2 separate regions of the Mus musculus genome follow, and region 2 is linked to region 1. The links are chromatin loops, found by intact Hi-C in ENCODE. Cell type or tissue: gastrocnemius. All regions are shown on one strand. Each heading gives the region's core, and the rest is flanking DNA. Links, peaks and the distances in the headings are about the cores only.

What was found. Peaks named below come from ENCODE experiments on the same cell type or tissue, not always from the same donor. Only the 100,000 strongest peaks of a DNase experiment are listed, where the experiment ranks them.
Region 2: it touches region 1 in a loop (2.2-fold over the local background); 1 of 42 quality-filtered maps calls a loop at or near these places.

Annotation. Positions count from the first base shown.
Region 1 is chr7:118,853,131-118,857,518 of GRCm38, forward strand. Knop1 (lysine rich nucleolar protein 1) reads right to left here and starts at 2,868. Exons shown (of 5, transcript NM_023197.3): 1 at 2,493-2,868; 2 at 1-210. The coding sequence starts at 2,646. Iqck (IQ motif containing K) reads left to right here and starts at 2,622. Exons shown (of 9, transcript NM_001374605.1): 1 at 2,622-2,831. The coding sequence starts at 2,645. In gastrocnemius, for the core only: no CTCF peak of the experiment used is centred there; a DNase peak (open chromatin) is centred at 2,616; H3K4me3 peaks cover 2,500 bases; H3K27ac peaks cover 2,162 bases.
Region 2 is chr7:118,904,985-118,909,372 of GRCm38, forward strand. All of the region lies in intron 6 of Iqck (IQ motif containing K), which reads left to right. Among named protein-coding and RNA genes, the nearest start is that of Knop1, 51 kb to the left of the region's middle. In gastrocnemius, for the core only: no CTCF peak of the experiment used is centred there; no DNase peak of the experiment used is centred there.

The sequences.
Region 1 (4,388 bases), core at 133-4,132:
TCTCGGGGATCTGCACCTCATCCACATTGTTAGAAGGGGACGTGGCCCTCGGAGGAGAAGCGTCTATAAAATAATCATTACTGTTTAAGACTGAGTATTGAGTCTCTGGTTCTGAGACATTTGCAACCACTCTCTTTTTCTTCTTCTTCTTTTTCTTCTTCTCTGGGAGTTGTGGGCCCAGGTCTGCTTTCTGGGTCTTGCTGACCATTACTGAGAAGAAAAACAGAAATAATGCAGTTTACCATTCTACCCAGTCCCAGCCTGCGGTCCGAGAGAAAGGGAAACAGCTCCCATTCCTTGGGAGCAGGAGGAAAGACAATTAAATGGCAGGAAGTGCAAATGCAGATGGCCTTACATTCAAATCCAAACTCCTCACTCAGTTTGACTCTATCACCCCACCTCTCTGCACGTCACTTTCCTTTTCTGGAAGGAAAGAACACATCCATCCTCAGAGAGGTGCCGGGAAAGCCCAGAGAAAAGGCTTTGAGCACTTGATTCCTTGTCCACCATCTCCCTGAAACCTCCAGACAGACCTATATTCAACAGATATTTACCAAGCGCCTACTCAAGCCAGCACTGCAAGACACAGCTGTGATCAAGACTTTAGCTGGCTTCCATGACATTTTTTTTTTTTTAAAAACCAGATGAAGCAGAGAGAACATCCAAGCAGTCTTCCACCAGATCCAATAAATGGCACAGTTAATAGTCAGCTCTTTCCTCTGGCTCATTTGTCGAGTGTTCCTGCTCTAGGTCTACAAAGGAATCCCCCTGTTCCAACTCTTACCATCCCAAGCTACTTAAACAACGTGGCAAAGAGAGACAAGCCCCAGCCAGGACTCCAAACTCTTGGGTCAAATAGAAACACTGGTACACTTCCTTGCTTTATACCCTTGGCCCCTCTGGACTCCGGTTTTATCATCCATATAAAGGCTGAACCAGAAGGTACACAAGTTGGGCTATCTCAGTCTACAAGACAGCTGCAAGCACTGTCTTCAGTTTCAAAGTGACTGCTAGGAATTAACATGTGGCCATAACACATGGAAACCTTCATTACCTGGCTTTCCTCGGGAAAAACAGAAGCACTTACGACAAGTGGCCGGGGATTCAATACATGGCTTTCACTATGATCACCAGTATGCTTCTTGCTACTCTGTGGACTAGAGACAAAACATGGGAGGCTTCTAAGGAAAGAGGTGGAAATTAAGGGTCCAGGAGCTTCTCTATCCTGCACCTCTCCTTGGCTTCGGCGCTAACATGCTCCACAAAGGATTCAGCTTGCTCTGGGCAGCTTCAAAGATCTAGGCCAGACTTGAGCCATATCAAGTCCACTCTCACCTTGCTTTAGGCGCACACCTTTAATCCCAGCACTCCGGAGCCAGAGGCAGGCAGATTTCTGAGTTCAAGGCCAGCCTGGTCTACAAAGTGAGTTCCAGGACAGCCAGAGCTATACAGATAAACCAAAAAAAAAAAAAAAAGAAAGAAAGAAAGAAAGAAAGAAGATGCCCCCACAGACATGTATAATCTTATACACCAATATTATGGTGGCATTTTTCTCAACTCCATAATATTGAACATGGTTTTCCAGTTTGACCAATAGGATGGTAGAGTCAACCCTTGAGGCAGAAGTGGAGGGTGACTGGGCAGCTGGATGAAACAGCTGCCTTGATATAACTCACTCAGCATGTGTACTGTAGGGCTGAGGCAAGGAAGTCACTCTCGCCAACAGAGACGACATAAACAGGACTTCAGGGATGATAATTAACAAGAAAACATAACTGGGCCTCAAGACATACTGACTTTTAGAGGACATAGGAAGGGGACTCACAAAGGAGAGAAAGATACAAGTCCCGACAGGCCAGTATCAAGTAAGACCATGATGATTCTACAGGATTAGGGCCAGTGATCACGAAAAATAACCCGGACAAAAAGGTCCCAGGCGTCAGCTTAACCCACTTCTTTGTTTTGCCACTCAGCCAACAGCAACATACTCTTTTCCATCCCTTTAACTGTACTTCACTCGCGAGAAGTGGAACCGAACCTACACTGCATCACCTGCAAACACAAGCTTTCTTCAAAAGCGCCTTGTTTTTGAGACAAAGTTTGACTACGTCGCTAGGGCTGATCTGCATCCCGCGTGCCGGGGTTATAGACGTGGGCCACTATGCCCAGTGTGAAGGCACTCTTAAATTCCCGCGGCAGCAGTGGATAGGGTTAGTGTGACCAATAAGCCTCACAGGCCTCGGAGACTGTAACTCACTAGGTCTCAAAGTCAACAAGGTGCAAAACACGGACTCGAGCCAGAGGAGCGTGTGCTGCCCTCACCAACCGCAGGCTGCTTGCTAGCCAGGATCATCCCCATGCCTACTCCAAGGCGGGACGGCTTGGAGAGAAACCGAGGGCTGCAGGCGAGTTGGGGGTGACTTATCTTTGTTTTCCTCTCCCCCAGCGTGCAGCACCTTCCTCGGGGCCCCGCACAAACCACCCGCACTCACCTGGTTCGCTAGCAGGCCAAGCGTCCCCGCGTGAGCAGCCGCGCAGCCGCGATCCGGAAGTCAGCTTCGACTTTCTGGCCCGCCCCCTCGAAATCCTTCTCCTTCCGGGTCGCGGCCTCCCGGTGCCCTGGGTTGCTGTAGAAACCGCGTCCATGGCGGCGCCGAGACTTGTATCCAGCCGCAGCGTGCTGCGTGAGGAGGCGAGCGGCTCCGCGGATTCGCCGATCACTACGCGCACGCCGGTGCCCGCAGTGTCGCCCGGGTCTCCCGAAGTGCTCGTGTCACCCCCGCAGGTCGTCGAGCCGCCGGGGAAGAGCCTATGGGATCAGATCTGCGAGGGTAGGCGCCCCGCCGCTGGTCGGGCCGGGCGGGACGCGGGCGGGACCCGCCGGGACGCGCGTTCCAAGCCTCTGTGCGCCAGGCGGGTGACGCGCGCGGGCGGAGGAGCCGAGCCTTAGGCCCACACGCGGAGAAAGAGGTTGGCGTATGTCTTGGATTCCGGTGCGACCTCAGGCAACAGGCTCGCAGAAGGAAACCCGGTCAGAGAGTTGCGTAGTGTGAAGCTTCAGGGTAGAGACCCGGACCGCCCGCAGATCGCCCGAGGAAGCAGGGAATGAATGAACTCTGTAGACAGGCTCCGGTGATACTCAGGAAGTATTTTGGTGTGGACAAATAGATTTTGATCTCCACTTGCCCCAAAGCCTTTCTGAAGCCCCACAAGCAGGCTAGATCACTTGTTCCTTTGTAGCCCACGAACCTTGGTCATGGGGTCTTGTAATAGTCGTACAGCGGGCATAACAATGGTACCTATGTCGTGGTGTTAGGAGGTAGAACCACGTAGTCACAGATCCTAGGTTACAGGAAGAGTGTTAGTTTTCCTTCATTCCAAAGCCTCCAGATCTCAAAGGCAAGAGACACAGATTCATTCATAATAAGTCCGCTGTCTATCCCTTCTCCCTTTTCTCTCGCCTTTTTGGACTACAGACTGGCTTCCAGCTGAGTATCCTCCTGCCTCAGCCTTCCAGCTACTGAAAGATTTTCATTCTTGTGGCATTGGCTGTCCAATACAACACTAATAGAACGTTCAATAATCTGTGCTGTTAAATGGGTTTGGGGTGTAATTTGGGACTGGCAGACTAGAAGAACCAAATTTCTTATTTTACTTAATTTTGATAAATTTAAATAGCAATATTTATGGAATAGTTCCAGGTCAGTAAATGTTTCGTGAATGGAAACAGTGAATTTGTCAGTGTATAGAGGGAAAAATGGTGACTTGGAAGAAGTGGTGAGTTCAGAGGAAGAAGAGAAGAGTCAGTCAGTCCTCCCAGACCACAGGGCTTGCATTACTCCTTCCCTGTAACCTTTGCTTTAGAGAAAAGGTTTCACCCTGATGTTCTTGTAAGTTCTACCCTTAGGGTCCTTACCCGAGGAACTATCTGCAGCAATATTCAGGTGTCTATATACTTACTGTCTTTCACCCAGAGGATTCACTTTTCCAAGCCAATAGATCTTCATAGTACAGTTTATTGTATAGTTTGATACTTTTCTTATTGCTGTGAAAAATATCTGACAAAAGCAACTCAGAGACTTATTTGGGCTCACAGTTTGAGGATATGGTACATCATCCCAGTGGGGGCTCCTGGCAGCCGGTCCCGTTTGCATCCACAACTAAGAAACAGAGATGGATTCTGGGGCTCAACTCACTTCCTTCCTTTTATTCAGTCCAGGACCACTAGCCCACAGCAGTGTTGCTGCCCCGTCAAATTGGTAATATCACAAGTAGTACTGGGGAAGGTGCTCTTTGAGGGGGATAATTCCTACCTCACAGGGCTGTAGTGGGAACCAAGTGAGATAATGAGAAGATGCTCTGGACTTTGAAAGGCTCAATACATGGTC
Region 2 (4,388 bases), core at 279-4,278, 52 kb after region 1:
TTTATATAACTACATTTTTGTATAGCCTAATATATTGACAGTCTTTAAAAATGCTCTTCTGCACATAAACTTGAAAGTAGAGTGTTTATCATGCATAAAATGTGTGCCTTTATGAGGTTGATGATGCAGGGAAAGGAAACGTTCCATGTCAAGGACTGGTGTGGGATTAAATCACTCAAGACCCGTCTTAGTTAGGGTTTTACTGCCATTACCAGATACCATGACCAAGGCAACTCTTATAAGGACAACAATTAATTGGGGCTGGCTTATAGGTTCAGAGGTACCATCTGTTATCAAGGCAGAAGCATTGGAGCATCCAGGCAGGCATGATGCAGCAGGAACTGAGAGTTCTACATCTTCGTCTGAGGGCTGCTCGTGGAAGACTGACTTCCAAGCAGCTAGGAGTAGGGTCTTAAAGCTCATGCCCAGAGTGACACACCTATTCCAGCAAGGCCACACACACTCCAAAAAAGGCCACTCCTCCAAATAGTGCCACTCTCTGGGCCAAACATATACAAACCATCACAAGACCTAAGGATTCTTTCAGAAAAACAACGCTTCACTTAAACATGGGCATCTTTGATTTTTCTCCAAGCAAAGAATTACTTTAAGGATGCAGAACAGGCATGAGGCTGAAGCTCAGTTGGTAGAGTGCTTGCCTAGTGCGCATGAAGGATGCATTTATAGATCCAGTCCCCAGCACTGCATAGACAGGGTGTGATGGTGCATGGCTAACATCTCCGTACTCCAGAGGTGGAGGCAGGAGAATGACAAATGCAGAGTCCTTGGTTACTTTATACCTACATAGCAGGTCTCAAAAGAAGGCTGCAAAACAAAGGGCTATTTATGTCTTTTCTTTTTGCTGTTTTCTCACTTCTAGTTGATGATTATGATTTTCTGTAATTATAATACAACATAAATTATATTAAAACACAAGGCTTCTTTGCTTTGATTTTCTTGCTTCTGGGCACTTAACTTCCCATATCTCTCACTAGTGAGCTGGCGTTCGCTCTGCTGAGGATGGGGCCGGTCTGTCCAACAGCTGGAATCCCTGCCTACTCTGCTTGCTACCTAAGCCGTTCAGTCTGACATAATCTCAAGACTTTTCATCAGGAGAGACTTTTCTTTCCACTAGAGTTAGATCTTTGCTTTGTTTTTGTAGCTCTGGGGATCAAACTCAGGGCCTTAGGCATGCTAGATAAGTGCTCTGCCAATGAGCTACAGCCCTAGGCCTAGGTATGGGTCTCCTGAGTGACAATTCTTGAGTTGCTAAAAGCAATAAGATAATAAAATTGTGTCTGATAGAAAGCAGGCCTGAGAGATGGCAAGAGTCTGAGTACTGACTGACTGACTGACTGACTGACTGACATGCTTACTTCTTATCTGGCTATGTTGAAAGTCAATGCTATTCTTTTGAAGTTAAATGAGCACCCTTTCTTTCCCCACCCTTTTTTCCTTCAGCCATTTTGAGTTCAATTTCTGGTACTTGTAGATGAAAGCACCTCGATTGATATGTCCTCTTTCGTGATATTGCCACATACCCAGCAGTACTCTGTGGTAGTCAGCTTTCTCTAGGTGCTGCCACAGTAACAAATAGCCCTCCCCCCCCATTTCAGTGTTGTACACCACAGGTTTACTGTTCACTCTTTCATGCTGGATGCTTGTCATGTGGGCTCTGTTCTAAATTTCATTTCATCTTACAACCTCGGGGGAAGGAGCCTCACCGAGGAAGAAAACAATGGCTGAGCCATGCAGTGACAAACACTACTGATCACACGCTACTTGCTAGTGCAAGTCACAAGGCCAAGTTCATCCTCAGTGTAAGGAGTGACCCCAGCTTCCGGGAGGAGCCGAAAGCCATGCAGCGCAGAGCAGGGATGCCCAGATCCTCTCCAGGAAAAGGGTGACACTGGGGAACAGCGCTGAGGTCCACTGTGGTCTGGAGTGTGAGAGGGGCCTCTTCCCTGCCTCTCAGTGGGTGTGTCATACTGTATCTTCTGCTGGCCTTACCCTTATCTTCAAGCATATAGCATAAAGCCCTAATTCAACCAGGCAGTCAGAGGCAAAATAATTATCAGAATAGGAAACATTACGATTTTTTTTTCTTTAGCCAAAAAGTATTGCCCTGAGATTCAATCAGTGTCATTAGGAAAAAAAGAAATAGCAAATTGAGCTAGGAACAAAAGGGTCCGCTGCCCTTCTCGTCTCATGTCTCAGGGGAGAAGGCTCGTGAAAGACATCATTAAAACTGATGCCTTCAGTGAAGCCACTGTTGTGTTAGAAAAGAAAAGGTTGCCTTGGGTAAAGTGTGTTTTTCAGCCAAATTCTATCTTTGGACAAAATAAATAAAAAGGAAGAAACCCCACCATACTTTGATGATTAAAGGTATCTTATGACCACAAACTGAGGTGAAAACAGAATTGTCTCTGTGGCATCTGAGGACAAGTCCCGGCGGCATGACCATCTCTGCAGTGGAGTTGACAGAGGGACCAGGAACACTGGAGCTTTCAAGGTGGCCCAGGAAGCTCACACATTTGCCTCTGGTGTTCATAATACATGCTGGTTGGGCAGAAATTTTGTGGTCATGTCCTCTTGATAGGAAAAAAAGCCTTTCAATTAATTTTGTCTTACAGAGAGTATATTTCTGTCTCTGTCATCACCAAGGCCGGAGTCTCAGGGGACAGTCTGCCATCTTCGCTACTTGCTGTTTTATTTGTTTTCTGAGGGAGGCAGAAAGTGAAGCTGCTTCAGGGGGTTGGGCCCCATTGATTTGTGTAAGTCCTCAGTGACTCCTGTCACTGGCAGTTGGATGCACAGGTGGCCACTTTTCTAGGACACATGGCACCATTTCCCCTCCTCCTTCCTGTTGCTTGTGGATCTTGTCAGCATGAGCCAGCATGGCAGACACATCTGGGCTCCATGTCACCACCATTTACGAGATGAATGATGTATTGATTGCCGCTGGCTGCTTCAGAGTTACTATAAATGCAGTAGCTTAAAATCACACACATTTCTTTTATGAATTTGGAGGATCCAGTTGCCACATCAGTTCAGTGCCTTCTAGGAGCTAAGGGAAGAATCCTGTCCTGATGTCCCAGCTTCTGCAGGCCAATCCTTTGCTTGCATCTCTTACTTTTCCCTAGTACCTCACCTTCCTTCCTTCTCCTAAGTGGCTGTAGCATTGGGCCTTTTGGGTAGTCGGGATCATCTCCCCCATCAAGGTCTTGAGCTCTGCATCTGCAGTTCCTTGTGCTATGAGAGGAATTACATTCCAGGGTCTGGGGATTCAATGTAGAGATCTCTTTTGTTGTTGTTGTTTTACAAGACAGGTTTCTCTGTGTAGCCTGGCTGTCCTGGAACTCTGTCAGTAGACCAGGCTGGTCTTGAACTCACAGAGATCCACCTGCCCCTGCCTCCCAAGTGCTGTGATTAAAGGAGAGTGCCACCTGGCTTTGATGTAGAGATCTCAAGGGCACAGTGTTGGTAAGCTTTCCAGGGCTGTAAGGACTGTTAGAGGCTTCTAGAGGGAGAAACTTCACTTTGGTTCACACTATACCTTCCAGTTTGTGAACATTTGGCCTGTTGCTTTCAGCCTGTCCTTAAGCAGGGTTTCATAGAGGAATGTGTAGCTGAGCAAAACCACTCATCTCAAAGACAGACTATTACATGACTTCTCTTATATGTGGAATCTGGGTCTAAATACACATAAATAGACCACACACGTACACACATGGCATGTGCCTTAGTTTCTTGTTTATATGATAAAATCTCCTGACAAAAGCAACAGAAAGGGTTGATAATTTTCTGGAGGAATACAGTCCATCATGATTATTGTGACACTATTTTGTGATACTCATTCCTGAGGCAATGTGAGCAAACATCTGCTCACCACAGGCAACTGATGACAGATGAGAAAGTAAATGTGTTAGTGGAGGTGATAGCTACATGGAGGCCTTGGTGTGCAAACACCTCTCTGGGCTTGATATAACTATTGCTGACTTAAGTCAGCAGCTGGAACATTCCATGGGAAACCATTGGGGGACTCTTGGGAGCAGAGCTATTGACGTCCCCTTGTGGAGGTGGAGACTAGCAGGGCTCATGAAGTTCTGAGATACCCTCCCCAGTGTTACATGTGAGGTTAAAACAATGGGCTTCTTCATCAGTGCAGCCTTTCATGAGTCACCCAGGCTGGGGCGGGACCTTCTGTCGGTGTAGCTGCCTTCGAGTCACCCACGCTCCTGTAAATAACCCTACTAAACCAATGCGTTCATCCAGCTTGACTAATGGGATTCTTTCTTTGGTCTGCTAATGCTCCTACTGGCCTCTGTCTCTAGGATAAGTCATGTGACAGGCTGATATTACTGAATCCCTCTTCCATCTGGGAAGAC